Linked DNA regions of Homo sapiens: region 1 is linked to region 2. A link is a contact called in ENCODE Hi-C or POLR2A ChIA-PET data. All regions are on one chromosome and are shown on one strand. The core of a region is the stretch at or near the end of the contact, and the rest is flanking DNA. Distances in the headings are between cores, read along the strand shown.

Region 1 (2,700 bases), core at 190-2,689, 210 kb before region 2:
TCTTCTCAGACCACCAGACAGCCCAGAGACCTCGCACCACGGACACAATGCTAGAGAGCCCTAAAATCACTTATGCTGGAACACAGGCCCGAAAACTACTCAGAGGCTCACACCCTGGACACAGATTCCTGTTCAGAGATGTCATATACTGGACATAGAGTTCCCCAAAATAGCTCACAGCCTTTATACACCGAGACAGATCCCCAAACAGCTCAGAGGCCCCACAGACCTGAAAGTGTGGACATAAACCCTCTATAGAGCTTAAAGACTTCACACCCTATGACAAAAACCCTGAGGAACTGAGATCACACCCCCTGGACACGGACCCCAAACAGCTTAGAAACCTCATATCCTAGGCTCAGACCCCCAAACAGTTCGGAGTCTTCCCACTCTAAACGCAGACCTCTAAATGCTTAAGGAATATCACATCCTGGACTCAGTCCTCAAAACCATTCATGGAACTTGCCCTTTGTCCTTATCCGGAAAGATTTCAGATGGCTGATAGTCATGGACACAGATCACCAAACAGCTTTGAAACCTTTGTGCAAAGTTGGCCACAAACAGTAGAGACACTTCATAACTGGAACACAGACCCAAAACGGCTTAGGACCTCACATTGTGGACACAGGCTCCCAAATGACTCAGAGAACTTCTAACCTGGGAGACAGACATGAAAACAGTTCAGAGATATCACATCCTGGCTAAGTATGCCCGCACAGCTCAAGCACCTCATATTATGGGACACAAACCCTCAAAGAGTTAACCTCACAACCTGAAAAGTAAACCCACAAACATGCCAAAGACCTCACACAGCAGACAGACAATGCAAAAATGCTCAGAGTTGACAAACTTTACACCCTAGGATACAGACCCCTTAACAGCCGAGTGACCCAGTGACATACAACCCGGGCATAGACCCCCAAATACTAGAGAGACGTCAGAAACTGATAACAGAACCCCAAACTGCTCAGAGACCCCAAACCCTAGAACCAGACCCCTAATAAGTCACAGACCTCATACCCTGGGACTGAGACTCCCTCAACAGGAACTGTCTCACTCTTGGAAACATAACAGTTGAGGGACCTCAACACCAAGGAATACAGAGATCAGAGATCTGACACTTTGGGACACAGAGGGTGAAGCACTCCAGAGGCTTGAAACAGTAAAAAGACATTATTAGTACAAAGACATCAGACTCTGGAAACAGATCCTGAAACTGCTCAGGAAAATCAACCCTAGGACAAAACCCACGGCATCACAGATAACTCATTTGTTGGGACATTGGCTCAAAACAGTTTGGCGGTGATACTCAAATACATCAGAGTTCTCATACAAGGGTACAAACACCTCACACCTGAAAAGAGAGACTGCTAAATAGTTCAGAGACATCATACTCTGCACAGGAACCACCAGAGAGTTAAGAAATTTCACACCTATAGACCTTCAAACAACTCAGAAAACTCACTCACTGGCGCACACACACCCATTACAAGCTCAGAGACCTTAACCCTGGAACAAACCCCTAATGAGTCAGATATATCAAACCCCGGGACTGAGCCCTCTGAAAAGGAACAGAGACTTCACGCCTGAAAATATATCCCAAACAGGTCAAGGGACTTTGAAACCAAAAGAGCTCAGGGACCACGTATCCTAGGACACCAGTGGACAAACAGCTCAGAGACCTCACAAGGTAAACACAGTCCGCAAAACAGCCCAGTGAACTCACCCCCCTGGAATGTAGACCAGAAAAAGCGCAGAACCCTCGCATTCAGGATTCAGAATCCTTCTGAGACTTAGGGTATAGACCCCAAAATATATTTCAGAGAATTAATATGCTGGATGCAGAGTATCAACTAATTCAGAGGCCTCAAATTGTGGGACGTACACACCCAAAGAGATCAGAGAACTCACATCCTGGACATACACCAACAAACAGACCAGGGACCTCAACCCTGTGACATGTGCGCGCGCGCGCGCACACACACACACACACACACACACAGCTCAGAAAATCCAAATTCTAGGAAACACACACCCAAAAAGAACGGGGACCTCACATCCTGTGACATACTCACAGAAAGATCAAAAACCACACAAGCTGAGATATACACCCACAAATATTTCAGAGAACTAACATCTGGGGCCTTATACCCACAAACAGATCACAGAACTCAGTCCCTGAGACATATACACATAAAAATACCAGACACTTCACATGCCAGGACATATACCCATGAATAGATCAGAGCACTCACACCTTGGGAAATAAACCAAAGACTACATCAGGGACCTCACATATTACTTGAGGCACACACTCACAAAGAGACCAGAGACTCAATTCCTGGGACATAAACCCAAACACCTCAGAGATCTCGCATGCTGGGACAAAGAAAGAAAGACAGGTCAGAACCTCACAACCTGGGACACAGAGCCACAAACAGATCAGAGATTACACACTGTTGACAAACATACAGGAACAGATCAGAACCCTCACATCCTGAGACATACAACCACAAGGAGATCAGAGAGCTCACATCTTGACATACACCCATAACCAAACTAGACTTGACATTCTGGTACGCTGACCCTCAAAGAGATCAGAGAATTCATACCCTTGGACTTACACCCACAAATAAGTAATAGACCTTGCAGGCTAGAAATACACATAGAGCCTGTCATCCTGGAACATAAACCCAAAAA
Region 2 (2,700 bases), core at 6-2,505:
GAAGGTACTCACCAAGGGGGACCAGCCCAGCACACGATTCCGGGGAATCACTTTGATGGCCACCTGGAGAAGAAGGCCGTGATAAGGAGGCCAGCAGGTGATCCCCAGACCCCTCCCAGTCTAGACCTTCTGCCTACCTCCAGTATTCCTCCATCTACCAGCACTCTAGTCTTTCTGGTCCCCAACCACAGCACCCCACAGAACGCGTACCAGGGCGTCTCCCCTGCCCTCCAGGTCCTCGGAACCAAGTTTATCTCTCCCACCTTCCTTAGCCCTGGGCTCTCCGTTCTCAGGCATCAGGACTCATCACTCCAAGTCCTGAGTTCTAGATTTCCTGATACCCCAGGCCCACAATCTTCCTATTTAGCTCTACGACACCCCAACTCTGTACCAGGGTCCTGGTCCGCATGACTCCACACTGGACACCTACCTCCAAAAGTCCCACAAATCTCACATCTAGGTCCCTGCTTTCCCACACATACACAGCCTGGACCCCGGGGTCAAGGAACTCCGGAATCTGAAGCCCCCTGCCCCCCCCCCCCGCCCATAACCTCCTAGACCGACACACACACGCGCACGCACACACACCTGGCCCTCTACACACACTGCAGGCTCACTCCTCGGACACGGACACGGACACACACACACACACACCTGGTCCTCTACACACTCTGCAGGCTCACTCCTCGGTCAACCAGCATTCCAGGGCCAGGACCCCCGCCCCCGCCACACGCACCTGACCCTCCCAAGACCCTCATGACGGATACCTGGAGTCGATCTGTGAGGCGGTGTCCTGCGAAGACGGTGCCAAAGCCCCCCTTACCCAGGAGGGGGCCGAGTCGATACTCGGCCTCGAACGCTTCCCGATCCTTGCCTCCTACGCAGGCGGAGGCGAGGAAGTCAGGGTGGCGGCGTGCTGAGCCCAGCCACGACTCCCTCCCCCCGCGCTGCAACCCATCATTCCAGCCCACCCCGTCTGGTTGCAGTAGGGGAGGATGTACTCACCTGGCGGCGGCGTGGGGGTCCCGGGGGGCGCGGGAGGCCCCTGTAGAGGCTTGGTCAACATGGAGGTGGCGCTGCGCAGATTGAGCCCACTGAACCCGCTAAGCCCGCAGGGCGTGGACGCCCGGGGCAGCGCAGCTGGGGAGCCAGGGCTGGGGGGCGCCAGGGTGGAAAGCAGAGAAACTGGTGGCCCGGAAGCGCCCGCAGACGGCGCAGCGTTGAGATTCGCCGCGCGCGCCAGCCCCAATGCTACTGAGCCTGGGCACGCGCCTCCCGGGAGAGTCACCCTGGGCGACAGCCCCGCCCACCTGGCTTTGATCAATCCGGACGCGGCACCTGCTGTACCACAGCCAATCGGAGCCAGTTCTTATTTGCATACCACCCTCATCGTTTCAAGGGCCCCCTTATGCAAATACACGCTCGGTTCTTCCGAGGAGGCGGGGCCTGCATGTAAATGAGGGGGCTTGAGGTGGGGCTCACACCAAGAGGAAACCGGTTCTGGGAATCCCTTTGCAGCACCGCGCTTGTTTTGGTTGTTGCGCGGGGTTGTTGTTGGTAGTGGTGGCGGTGTGTGTGTGTATTTACACTTAAAAAATAACTGCGCAGTATCCTTTCCTGGGAAGTTGGTTTGCCGCCGCTGCCTGGATATTAGCACAGAGATAGCGCCAGGCCGGGCTTCTAAGAATTCGCGCTTGTGGCTATCCAAGACTCCGTCTCGAAAGGTGCTTGTCGGACTCCTTCACCGGAGTCCTCCAGGCGACTGGCGGCCTTCACTGGAAAGCTGAGGCCAGGGCCCTGGAAATATCTGGTAGCCAGGGAGGGGGAACCCCTACCATCAACGCCACGGGTGTGCATTGGTCAAAGGCAGCATTGCCTGGTGAGTGTTTATTGGAGCTTTTAACCCTGAGCCCTGGGCCCAGTCAGCAAGTCTAGAATCTAGAACAGCAGGGGGTGGTTCTTGGGGGATGGGGGTGAGCCCAGAGTGGTGGTGGCATGGGGCTGCTCTTGGAGTTGAGAGAGGCAAGGACTGAGAGACATGATAGAGGCTGCTAGAGAAGTGGCAACTCTCAGACACAAATTTGTGAAAAACAGCCAGAAAAGGCGCCACACCCCAGGAAGAAAAATGCACTCCAAAGACACATGAATGCCAAGATATACACAAACACATACTGTCAGACACATTCACAGAAACGACCTAGATACACATGCAGCCAGAGACTGACATACACTTTCAGGCAAGCACACTGTCAGAAAAATAGTTATGTCCTAGAATGACACCCAGAGATACACTGTTACAGAAAGGCACTCACGCAGACCTACATTTGCCATGTGATGACACAGAAATGTCCCGTCACACTGGCAGAACTTGTCACAAACACACTGTCACCATCAGATATGCACTGTCACAGCAAGACTTGTACTGTCCCAGAAATGAGAGACGCAGAGTCTGTCACAGGAAGATGCACAGATGCTCCAGGGACACACATGCACTGCTCTGAAGGCAGACATGTACTGATGTGATAGAATCACATTTTGTGGCAGTGTCACAAAAACAGACATGGATAGACCTGTTCAGACACAGACATACATACACCATGACACATGCAGTTTATCAATGGAACAAACTGTCCAGAAATAGCTACCCAGAATCTGTTGCAGGAACACAAACGGACATCCACCCCATCAGACAGAAACCAC

The links. A loop is a pair of places that touch in the nucleus more often than their neighbours do. ChIA-PET counts read pairs that join two places held with the same protein, here RNA polymerase II (POLR2A). Pooled maps may share reads with other maps.
Region 1: a pooled map shows a loop between it and region 2 (3-fold over the local background). The contact joins the enhancer-like site here to the promoter of PIM2 in region 2. A Hi-C loop is called at or near these places in 1 of 168 maps with a recorded cell type or tissue (naive thymus-derived CD4-positive, alpha-beta T cell) and 5 of 50 pooled maps. POLR2A ChIA-PET finds 5 or more read pairs at or near these places in 1 of 52 experiments (activated naive CD4-positive, alpha-beta T cell).

The regions. Positions count from the first base shown.
Region 1 is chrX:48,711,597-48,714,296 of GRCh38, forward strand. No RefSeq gene overlaps it. Among named protein-coding and RNA genes, the nearest start is that of SUV39H1, 16 kb to the left of the region's middle. RefSeq lists an enhancer at 1,482-1,776. Within about 2 kb of position 1,440, at least 4 of the 41 ENCODE cell types and tissues checked have a DNase peak (open chromatin) inside an H3K27ac peak, as active enhancers do.
Region 2 is chrX:48,917,769-48,920,468 of GRCh38, forward strand. PIM2 (Pim-2 proto-oncogene, serine/threonine kinase) reads right to left here and starts at 1,256. Exons shown (of 6, transcript NM_006875.4): 1 at 1,006-1,256; 2 at 768-877; 3 at 13-63. The coding sequence starts at 1,066. RefSeq lists silencers at 1,033-1,172, 1,263-1,502 and an enhancer at 2,553-2,612.